3 separate regions of the Homo sapiens genome follow, and all the other regions are linked to region 1. A link is a contact called in ENCODE Hi-C or POLR2A ChIA-PET data. All regions are on one chromosome and are shown on one strand. The core of a region is the stretch at or near the end of the contact, and the rest is flanking DNA. Distances in the headings are between cores, read along the strand shown.

What was found. Hi-C counts contacts between places; a loop is a spot of excess contacts on that map. ChIA-PET counts read pairs that join two places held with the same protein, here RNA polymerase II (POLR2A). Pooled maps may share reads with other maps.
Region 2: a loop to region 1 is called in a map of CD4-positive, alpha-beta T cell, with 5 times the contacts of the local background. The contact joins two enhancer-like sites. A Hi-C loop is called at or near these places in 2 of 168 maps with a recorded cell type or tissue (CD4-positive, alpha-beta T cell and CD8-positive, alpha-beta T cell), 1 of 37 single-sample maps with no recorded cell type and 6 of 50 pooled maps. POLR2A ChIA-PET finds 5 or more read pairs at or near these places in 1 of 52 experiments (activated T-cell).
Region 3: a pooled map of ovary shows a loop between it and region 1 (3-fold over the local background). The contact joins two enhancer-like sites. A Hi-C loop is called at or near these places in 1 of 168 maps with a recorded cell type or tissue (CD8-positive, alpha-beta T cell) and 3 of 50 pooled maps. POLR2A ChIA-PET finds 5 or more read pairs at or near these places in 2 of 52 experiments (GM12878 and H1).

Annotation. Positions count from the first base shown.
Region 1 is chr15:28,220,832-28,224,584 of GRCh38, reverse strand. HERC2 (HECT and RLD domain containing E3 ubiquitin protein ligase 2) reads left to right here. Exons shown (of 93, transcript NM_004667.6): 36 at 2,370-2,557. Among named protein-coding and RNA genes, the nearest start is that of HERC2, 99 kb to the left of the region's middle. Within about 2 kb of position 1,809, at least 2 of the 41 ENCODE cell types and tissues checked have a DNase peak (open chromatin) inside an H3K27ac peak, as active enhancers do.
Region 2 is chr15:28,127,011-28,130,763 of GRCh38, reverse strand. It overlaps HERC2 (HECT and RLD domain containing E3 ubiquitin protein ligase 2), which reads left to right. Exons shown (of 93, transcript NM_004667.6): 82 at 170-261; 83 at 462-601. Among named protein-coding and RNA genes, the nearest start is that of OCA2, 30 kb to the right of the region's middle. Within about 2 kb of position 2,088, at least 3 of the 41 ENCODE cell types and tissues checked have a DNase peak (open chromatin) inside an H3K27ac peak, as active enhancers do.
Region 3 is chr15:28,288,189-28,291,941 of GRCh38, reverse strand. The region is part of intron 4 of HERC2 (HECT and RLD domain containing E3 ubiquitin protein ligase 2); the gene reads left to right. Among named protein-coding and RNA genes, the nearest start is that of HERC2, 32 kb to the left of the region's middle. Within about 2 kb of position 1,946, at least 2 of the 41 ENCODE cell types and tissues checked have a DNase peak (open chromatin) inside an H3K27ac peak, as active enhancers do.

The DNA of each region.
Region 1 (3,753 bases), core at 560-3,059:
AAAAAGCAAGGTTTTCCCAAGCTCTTTTAATCACATCAGTCTTAGAGTTCACATTAATCCATTCAAAAATATGTATCAGGCCAGGCTGTAATCCTAGCACTTTGGGCGGCTGAGGCGGGTGGGTCGCTTGAGCTCAGGAGTTTGAGACCAACTTGGGCAACATAGAGAAACCCTGTCTCTACAAAAAATACGAAAACTAGCTGGGCATAGTGGTGTGTGCCTATGGTCCCAGCTACCTGGGAGGCTGAGGTGGGAGGATTGCTTGAGCCCGGGAGGCAGAGGTTGCAGTGAGCGGAGATAAAGCCACTGCACTCCAGCCTGGGCTCCAGCCTGGGCGACAAAGTGAAATCCTGTCTTGGGGGTGGGGGGAATCTTTCTATCTATCTGTCTGTCTGTCTGTCTGTTTCTCTCTCTCTCTGTGTGTGTGTGTGTGTGGGTGTGTGTGTGTGTATAATTTTTTAATTTATATATTTATATGTTGTGTTAAATATATATTTTAATATGTGTATTACAGCTGAAAATAATAATCTAGTAAGGGTTATATCTGATTTCTTGAGGCCTCATTAGCAACCAAAAGTTGCATTTAAAAATTACAAAAGCATATCTCCATCGAGAAATGGCCTTTTTATGTTGTCTACTTTTTTCCCAGAGGTTCCAATAAGTAACAATCACAGCACAAATCATTAAGTATGGGGACTTGTTCTGTTGATAGTATTCATGTGTTTAAATTTCATCTGGCCCACTGGCTGCAAAAAGCAAGGAAGTTGTGTCTCATGAATATCTGTCTATATTTGCGGCCTGCCCTGATCAGGGTATCCTTCTTGTCATTTAAGAAATCATAAGCATATAATATTTTATACCAGCTTAATGTATACATCCACATGTAACAGCCAGAAAACATAAAGCTATGCAAAATGAAAAATTCCCCCAGTTTTGCTTGCAAATTTATTCAAGTCCTTAGCAATACATTCAGTCTTTACAGAGTTAACAGTATAGCTGCCCAGGGGATCCTGGGAGATCCACCTAGAATGCAACTCCTGTCCCTTCCTTGGGGCCCCTTCCTGGGGGCCCTAAAGTAGCGGCTAGGCTAAAGGAAAGGCTGTTTCCCCTGCTAGTTTATCTAAAGTTTTGCTCCAGCCCTGGGAATTGAATATCCTTTGTTGCTCTCTTGGAAGAGAGAGAAACACAAACTTTTTACATTTTTTGGTCCGCCCAAGCCCACCTTTGGGACTGTTTGGGTCTTTTTCCCGCCCACCTGGAGGAGAAAACTAAAATCAAGGGAGTTACCAGAACCACACTCCTACCCCCTCTCAGTTTAGCAAGTGGGAAAAGGGGGGTTAAAAATCTAGCCTACTCTCCTGGGGTTAGCGCTCCTATTTTCAAATCCATTGGGAAGTTTTACTGCTCTCAGGTGACAGCAGCTCGGCTTCTGTTTTGTGCTATGGATGACTCTGTAGCCACCCAGGGCACCAATTGTCAGGGGTCTCCAAGACCACCCCCAGGTTTGATGGTTGGCCAGGAGGACTCACAAGACTCAGCATGTAGTTGAACTCAGGGCTATAGTTTATTACAGTGAAGGCACACAGAGCAAAATCATGAAAAAAGGACATGGGTAAAGTCCAGAGGAAAGCAGGTACAAGCTTCCACAGGATCCACACAGGACGAGCTTAACTGCCCTGGCACTGAGCTGTGTCAGGTGCTGTCTGCCGGGAAGCTGGATAGAGACTCCAGGCCCAGGGTTTCCATTAGGGCTGATCACACGGGCACCCCCTTCCTGGCGCATACGAAGTTCCAGAACAAGGAAAGCAGGTTTCAGCACAGACCACATTGTTTGTACAGACAGTTCAGGCACAGGGAACCACACCTACTACCTAGGGAATGGGAGAGCCCTCCTGAGATCCAGACTCCAGCCGAGGGCCAGCCTGCAGCAACCCTGTCTGAGGTTGTATCTCGGGCCAGCTGTTAGCTGTCTTCTGCACAGAACCATGATTAAAGTTTGTTAGTTTCCCACTGTTAGATATTTAGGTAGTTATCTTTGTTTTTCTATTAATAAAAAATATGATGAATATCTTTCTAACTTAGTTATTTTGCTTTTTTGGGGGGAGTAATTCCTAGAAGTAGAGAGAGTAGCTTTACTGAGCATTTTAATATCTTTTATATCTTCCTAGGATATTTATGTATTTCATCCTTCCGTTTATCTTCTTTTTATCCTATATCAGTAAAATATTCATAATATTATATTGATAAAACATATAGTATGGATTGTTCAAAATTACGATCTTCATTAGTACTTTGTGAATGTTTTGTGTGTATTAAGGGGACACTGTAGCTACTTGTTGGCTCAGCTATTGTTTTTGACGCTCCATCAGGCCCCAGTTGTGACAACGTTGAGGAAGATATGAATGCTTCTGCTCAAGGTGCTTCTGCCACAGTTTTGGAAGAAACAAGGAAGGAAACGGCTCCTGTGCAGCTCCCTGTTTCAGGACCAGAACTGGCTGCCATGATGAAGATTGGAACAAGGGTCATGAGAGGTGTGGACTGGAAATGGGGCGATCAGGTACTCAGAGATTTGATGTGAACACATTAGCCACACATTAGTTATCTTCTGCACAGTTCTGTACGATATTGGTGGGTGGAAATTGGAATAATCCAGGATGTGTCAGTTGATTGATGACACAGGTGTTGGTTCCCGAGCAGCCGAAGGGAGTGAACACAAGTAGGGAATCATAAGTAGGGCATCTGAGCAGAATCAAGTCTGGAAAGAGAGGCAGCTCTTTTCAGGAAACTCACTGGCATGAGGCTCAGTTTGATGGGTCACTGGAACAAGAGTGTGAGAGTGAGCAAGAGAGTAAATCTCATTCTGAAAGTTGGTGTAGTGAAGGCTCTGAGGCAGGAAGCCCAGATGCTGCCCCTGTGGGCTGATGGCCATGTGCTGCGAAGTGCCCTGAAGCCAGTAGTTAGGGATCTACTTCATGGGCCTGTGGCCACGTTTCCATCTTCCCTCATTGCAGGTCTCTTCTAAATCTCTGCCAGGTGCCCCCAGGTGGAAGTCACTTACCACAGCCCTAGCTAAGTTAGGGCAGTGTTCACCTTCCCATGGTCTGTCTGGCTTTTCTCAGCCACGCTGGTAAGCCCCGGCTTTGTCACAGTCATCTTAGAAATAGCAGTGTCTGGAGACAGCATCCATCCTAGAAACAGCTTTCTCCTGCAGAAGTGAGAGACAGAGCTTCCCCCTGGGGCCCAGGGGAAACTGAAGCAAAGGGAATGTGGAGGTGCTGGTGCTTGTTTCAGGTTTCCGCTCTTGCAAGGCCCGTGAGGGATTGTGGGGTCAGGACTTGCTGCAAAGCCCTGTCTCTGCATTGACTCAGAGGATCCTCATTGAGATGAGATTTCCCCGACTTCCTTGGTAAAGCAGCATGAGCACGTTATTTTATGCCATTTAATTTAAAATGATGCAAGCACACATTTTGTAGGAGAGGTGAAATCTGTGTCTGGGGACAGCCCCTGACAGACAGGGTGGCATATGGCGACATCTGTGTGGCAGGTCTGGTGGGAGCCATGGAAGGACCAGGGCAGGGCACGCACCCTCCTAACTGAGGTCTGGTGGGAGCCATGGAAGGACCAGGGCAGGGCACGCACCCTCCTAACAGGTCTGGTGGGAGCCATGGAAGGACCAGGGCAGGGCATGCACCCTCCTAACTGAGGTCTGGTGGGAGCCATGGAAGGACCAGGGCAGGGCACGCACCCTCCTAA
Region 2 (3,753 bases), core at 839-3,338, 94 kb after region 1:
TCCTGAGAGTGCTGAGATTAAGTGGAATATGATTTTATGTTGCACTAATTATTCATCATGGGTACAAGTTTTCAGAATTCTTACTAGATTTAGTTAAATCTCAGTGTGGTTATAGCAGTCAGCAGGAGCCTTGTTGCTGTCTGTCTAATTGAACCTTTTCCCCCTCTAGATTGATTCTCTTACTGGTCTTGGAGTAGTTAAAGTGGAATGCGGATCCCAGTTTTCTGTTGCCCTTACCAAATCTGGAGCTGTTTATACCTGGTACGCAAGATTCTGTTTGTTTAAACCCACTAAAACCAGATTTTTATTGGGGTATGTGCACCACCTTTTCATGGATGGGAATGTAGCTTCTGCAGCAGGCTATGGTTGTGTCCTGAACAGCAGAGGCTGCCCAGGAGGCTGGTCAGGGTGGTCAGTGAGATCACCTTGCCCCATAATTTCCATGCTTCCTTTGTGTGCAGGGGCAAAGGCGATTATCACAGGTTGGGCCATGGATCAGATGACCATGTTCGAAGGCCTCGGCAGGTCCAAGGGTTGCAGGGGAAGAAAGTCATCGCCATCGCCACTGGCTCCCTGCACTGTGTGTGCTGCACAGAGGATGGTAGGTAGGGGCTCAGTGCCGCAGGACTGAGGCCTGTGAATCTAAGAGGGTTGAGCATGAAGGACATGCGCAGCCTTAAAAGGGGGCACAGGCCAGGTGTGGTGGCTCACTCCTGTTGCCCCAGCACTTTGGGAGGCTGAGGCAGGCGGATCACGAGGTCAAGAGATCGAGACCAGCCTGGCCTACACGGTAAACATCATCTCTACTAAAAATACAAAAATTAGCTGGGCATGGTGGCGCGCGCCTGCATCTCAGCTACTCAAGAGGCTGAGGCAGGAGAATCACTTGAACCCGGGAGGTGGAGGTTGCAGTGAGCCAAGATCGTGCCATTGCACTCCAGCCTGGTGACAGAGCAAGACTGTCTCAAAAAAAAAAAAAAAAAGGAGGCAGAGGCTTATACTGTGTCCTGAGAATCTATCTGCAGTCAGCAGGGCTTTGGCCCTGTCATCTTCAGCCCCTGCTGTTAAACCTGTGAATGAGTTCTATTTATTACTTATTACTGGGCTGTGCAGAACAGAGCTAGCAGCCAGCCTGAGACGTGTCCTTAGACAGACCTGCTGCAGGCTTGGCCCTCTGCTGGTGTCTGGGAACCTGGGTTTCGGGAGGGATCCCCTGTTCCCTAGGTGGTAGGTGTGGTTCACTGTGCCTGAACTGTCTGTACAAGCGACATGTTCTGTGCTGAAATCTGCTTTCCTTGGTCTGGAACTTGGTACGCGCCAGGCAGGGGGTGCCTGTGTGATCAGCCCTGATGGAAACCCTGGGCCTGGAGTCTCTACCCAGCTTCCCGGCAGACAGCACCTGACACAGCTCAGTGCCGGGGCAGTTAAGCTCGTCCTGTGTGGCTCCTGTGGGAGAGGACTCTGGAAGCTTGCTCCTGGTTCCCCCACTGCTTTGCCACAGGTCCCCATCCCTGTGCTGGTCTTACTCTGTGTCCTCTTGCCATAATACACTGTAACTGTGAGGAGGAGTGTATGCTGAGTCTTGTAAGTCATGCTGGAGAATCAGGAGCGTGGGGCGGTCCGGGGAACCCCAACACAATGGCAAAAGGGACTTTTCAGGTCAAATGAAGTTTGTGAGTCAGCTGACTTGATGATATGGAGATTATTCTGGATTATTTAGTGGGCCCAGTGTAATCACACAGACCCTTTGATCAGAAAAGGAGGCAGAAGAGTCAGTCAGAGATGTGACTGAAGAGGTAGTAGAAAGATTTTCAAAGTCTGAGAGCTCTCTACCCTCTGTTGCTGGCTTTCGTGGAGGAACAGGGCTGGGGAATGGGGTGGCCCCTGGAAGCTGGGAATAGCTCAGCCAGCAAGGAACCTGGACCTCAGTCCCACAGAGAACTGAGCTGTGTCTGAATGAGCAAGGAAACTCTCCCCTGGGGCCTCTGGGAAGGGAGACAGACCCATGCGGGGCTTCTCACCTGCAGAGCGAAAGGATCCTAAGTGTGTGTTGTTTAAGCCAGCCGGGCTGTGGGGATGTGTTATGGCAGCAGTGAAAAACGTGGGCGCCATCTTTCATTAACATGGCCTTCGCACAAACTGTGCTCCTCGTTAAAGCCTTTGGTGAATTATATAAGCATGCACCCTTTAATCATTTCATTGAGGGAAGAGGCTCATGGATGAATGAGCAACTTCTGTGGCCTGTAGTGGAAGGACATTGTAGTTCTTGATCCAGAACTTTTTATTTGACTTATTTAATTCTTTTAAATTTTGAGACAAATCACAGTTGGAAGCAAACCAGTTGGAAGTACATTACCTAGAACTTGCTTATCCCAGTCCACATGAGAGTGAGTTGCTGTCCTGCTGCCGCGTCCTGAGCTTTTCAGTGTGTTTCCCACAAACAGGGAGGCTCGTCCTGCCAGCCAGTTCACACTCCCCCACCCCGCCTGACGCCCATGCCCATTTGCAGCACATTGCCTGCCAGTCAGCTGGCAAGCTGTACCCTCTGTCCTGTGACACTCTCTCAGTGCCTGGCATCATCGTTTCACTTCCTCGTCTTCCTGGGCTTCTTGCAACTTGACACCAGTTATTTTGTAGCACATTCTTCTGTTTGGATTTTTTGCGATGTTTCTGCGTAGATTCGGGTTGTGTGTCTTTGATCGTCACAGTTCATCCTTGCAGGTGACATGCAGTTTGTCTGCTTGCTGATGATGCTCACTACAGTTGCTTGGTTACATTGTCTGCCATGCTTTTCACTGCGAACATTCTTTATAATTAACAAGTATTTAGTAGGGACATCCTGAATCTATTTAAATATTCCTTTCTCATGCAGCTTTGAATCAATTCATGTATTTGTTTTATCTGAGTGGGAATCATGGATCCTAATGTATTCATTGGGGTATATAGTCTATTTATTTTGATGCTCTAGTTGTGCTCTATTTGGCTGGCTCTGCCCCCTTTTTGTGTGTCCCCGTTGTCTGGGAGTACTTCCTTGCTCTGGCAGAAGAAGATGATTAGCCTCCACTTGTTCCCGCCATGCCCCACGCCTCGACCTGGCCATTTCTCCAAGGAGCCCTGGCATCTGTGGAGGAGAATGGCCTTGAGAAGACAAGGTCTGGATGATGGGTGTGCTCATTGCTATTGAGGCGTCACCGCTCCCCAGACCTCCTCAGTGGACAAAGCCAGGGAATAGTAATGTAAACAATACCCTGGTTTATGTTTGATGTCTGTTGAAAACTGTGAGTTCACACCAGTATCCCCAGGTCCAGTTTGGATCCACAGGGTTCATTCCAGTTTTCTCATGGCAACCTTGCAGATCCTTTCTTTTCTGGCGATTTGGCCACTCCCCCCGTGCATAACCAGCATCTCATCCTCCCCTGTGTGGCTCCTCCCCTTGCATGTGGGGGTCTTGGCTGACTCCCCTCGGAGCTAGCACCTGGGTGGAAGCCCTCCTCACTCTCACAGACTCATTCCCTATGCCCAGCTGCGTCTGCAGAGACACCCTCCTCACCTTGTGTGTGCGACACCCGCCTCGTGGCTTTAGGACCAACGTGTGGAGAGCAGGCAGGGGCAGGAGACAAGTACACTGCCCTTGACCACGCAGGCGTCACACTTTCCAGACACCCGAGGAGTCTCTCTGGATTTGACAATCCTGATGGTGTCTCCAGAGAACATGAGCCTTGTTTCCATCCTGGTCACCAGGGACCTTGCCTG
Region 3 (3,753 bases), core at 697-3,196, 67 kb before region 1:
TGCCTCTTTTTTTTTTTTTTTTTTTTTTTTTTCCTTTGAGACGGAGTCTTGTTCTGTCGCCCAGGCTGGAGTACAGTGGCGTGATCTTGGCTCACTGCAACCTCCGCTTCCCGGGTTCATGCCATTCTCCTGCCTCAGCCTTCCGAGTAGCTGGGACTACAGGCGTGCACCACCACACCCGGCTAATTCCATTTTTTAATTGAGGTTTTTGTTTTGGGTTATAGGAGTTCTTTATCATGGATGGACTTTCATAATCTCTTCCCTTTATCCAGCCCAGTAAAACCCATACATTTATTCTTTGCTTACTTTTTTTTGTGTAATTCAATTTTTTAAATGTCTAATGCATTTTCATTCCAATTAAAAATATACATAGAATATTTCTTATAAAAATGTATAGATTATAAAAGCAGAAATTTCACCTGACTGCCCACCCCAGTTTCAGCTTTCCTCTAAGAGTTAGCCACTATTATCCCTTCGGTGTGGATATTCAGGGTTTTTTTTCCTTGCATGGACATACATATGTAAATGTACATATATAAAAATAATTTGTGACGCCTGCCATGGTATCTCACGCCTGTAATCCCAGCACTTTGGGATGCTGAGGTGAGAGAATTGCTTGAGGCCAGCAGTTTGCGGCTGCAGTGATCTATGATTGTGCCTCTACACTCCAGCCTGGGTGACAGGGTCTCTGTTTCTTAAAAAAAAATTCGTATTTGGGGTTAATAGTAGTACCTACCTCGTAGGTTATTATAGGATCAGCACAGTAGGCCAGACAAAGTGCGTATGCTATTATCTTGCATGTAGTAAGTACCAGCATGTACTACCTGTTATCCAGAAATGTGCTGAAATGTGCCTTGTATTTTCTCTCTTTCCGTTTGGATCAGTCTTCCCAGAAGTTATCAATTTGAGTTTTTTCAAAGAACCAGTTGTTGGTTTTATTGATTTTGTTTTCTTTTTCATTGATTTCTGCTTTACTCTTTATTATTTCCTTTTTTCTGCTGGCTTTGGGTTCCATTTGCTCTTCTGTCTTTCCTAGTTTCTTAAGGCAAAGGCTTAGATCATTGACTTTAGATTTTTTGTCTTTTCTAACAAGTGTTCAAAACTATAATATAAATTTCCCTCTAAGCATTGTTTAGCCACATTTCACAAATTTGGAAATGTTTATTCATTTTCATCTTCATTCAGTTGAAAATATTTTCTAATTTCCCTTTTAATTTCTTCTTTTACCCGCTTATTATTTGGAAATTGTTATTTCATTTCCAAGTATTTGGGGATTTTCAAATATCTCCTGTTAATTTCTAAATTAGTTGTAGTCAGAGAACATATTCTGTGATTTCAATGTTGAGGCTTGTCTGAAGCCCCAGAATATGGTGTATTCTGTGGAATGTTTCATGCACACATAATAAGAATGTAGCTGTGTGTGGTGGCTCATGCCTGTAATCCCAACACTTTGGGAGGCTGAGGTGGGTGGATTACTTGAGGTCAGGAGTTTGAGACCAGCCTGGCCAACATGGTGAAACCCTGTCTCTATGAAACATACAAAAATTAGCTGGGTGTGGTGGTGGGTGCCTGTAATCTTGATTGCACCCCTGCACTTTAGTCTGGGTGACAAAGCGAGACTACATCTCAAAAAAAAAAAGTGTGTTTTGCTGCTCTGTAAAGCTTAATGAGATCAAGTTGATAGTGTTCAGGTATCCTTGACTTGAAATAATTTTCTGCCTACTTGTTCTATTCACTGTTAGGAGAGGAGTTGAACTAACACACAAGGTTGGCTTACTGCATTAGTTTGACATGAATCTCAGAGATCTTACCCGTACCTGATTATTTAGTAACTTTAAAGATACAAGTTATATCCTCACTTGTGTGCTCAGGCAAAGTGGGGAGAGATGTGGGAGAGTCTGTGCAACTCCTGCAGGTCCGTCCTCTTTGAACCCCGCCTGAGAGATGAGACCTCTCACTGAGGTGTGTTGTCCTCTCACTGAGGTGTGTGGTCCTCTCACTTAGGTGTGTAATCCTCTCACTGAGGTGTGTAGTCCTCTCACTGAGGTGTGTCTTCCTCTCAGATGTGTCGTCCTTTCACTGCGGCGTGTCATCCTCTCACTGAGGTGTGTCGTCCTCTCACTGCACAAGGAGCATTAAGGATGTGCAGTGTTTCCCTTTTGTAGTCAGATAGTTTATACACCTTAGGGAACGTTTTCCAGGGAGCCATGTCCCGTAAGTCCATGGATTTTAGGTATGTTTACCAAACACAATCCTAAACTAACCACATCTTGCTAAAAACATTTCATAGATAAGGACACTTCTCTTAGCGAATACCAGTCATTTATTTATAGAGAAGCCAGTCTCAGCGTTCTGGGGAGATCAGCTCCAGCGACTGGCTTTATTTCCCAGGAGTATCTCCATCGTGCTGGGGAGGCATGAAGAGCAGTTTCACTGCTTAGTTCCTCTTTCTTCTGAGGAGGATTGAAATCTCTCATGCTAATTATGGATTATTTTCTCTCAGCTCTGCAGGTTTTGCTTCATGTATTTGAGAATGTTATAAGGTGCATGCACTTTTAGGATTTTTACATCATATTTGTAAATTTGACCCCCTTTATCTCCAGTGACATTCTTTGTTGTGAAGTCACCTTGGTCTGACTACTCTCCTTTCTTCTGATTTGGTGTTTGCGTGGTGTGTTTGCCAAGTTTAGCTTTTTTCACTTTCAACCTTTGTGTATGTGTAAAGTGCATTTCTTTCAGGTATCATATAATTAGGTCTTGCTTCTTTATTCACCCTGGCAACCTCTGTTTTTTATTTGGAATCTTTAGACTACTTGGGTTTAAATCTATCATCTCTGGCGTTTTCAGTTACATCTTTCACTTGTCACTGTCCACTCTCAAATGGTATTACACTGCCTGAGCTGCGGGGCAGTGCTCTGACTGTAGCTTCCTGCTTCTGACATGTTCTTGGTTGGCAGTGTTGCTGTGTCATGTCCAAGTGAAACATGGTATAAACCCCACAATATGATGTTTTTGTTTTTGCTTTAAATAGGCAATTACATTTTTTCCCCTCAAATTTGAAAAGAGAAAAAAAAGTCTTTTTTTTTTTTTTTTGAGATGGAGTTTTGCTGTTGTTGCCCAGACTGGAGTGTAATGGCACAATCTCAGCTCACTGCAACCTCCCCCACGTGGGTTCAAGCGAGTCTCCTGCCTCAGCCTCCCTAGTAGCTGGGATTACAGGCAGGCACCACCGTGCCTGGCTAATGTTTTTGTATTTTTAGTAGAGACAGGGTTTCACTGTGTTTGCCAGGCTCGCCTTGAACTCCTGACCTTAGGTGATCCACGTGCCTCAGCCACCCTTAAGTGCTGGGATTATAGGATTATAGGTGTGAGCCACCACACCTGGCCTCTTTTTTTTTTTTTTTTTGAGTCGGAGTTTTGGTCTTGTTGCCCAGGCTGCCAGGATGGAGTGCAATGGCATGATCTTGGCTCACTGCAGCCTCTGCCTCCCTCCTGGGTTCAAACGATTCTGGCTCAGCCTCCCGAGTAGCTGGGATTACAGGCATACGCCACCACACCTGGCTAATTTTGTATTTTTGAGTAGAGACATGGTTTCGTCATGTTGGTCAGGCTGGTTTCGAACTCCTGACCTCAGGTGATCCACCCACCTCGGCCTCCCAAAGAGCCACCATGGCTGGCCAGAAAAAAGTTTTTTATGTTAACTTACATTTTACCATTATGGGCCCTTAAGGTTTTGTTTCTGTCCCAGCTGCC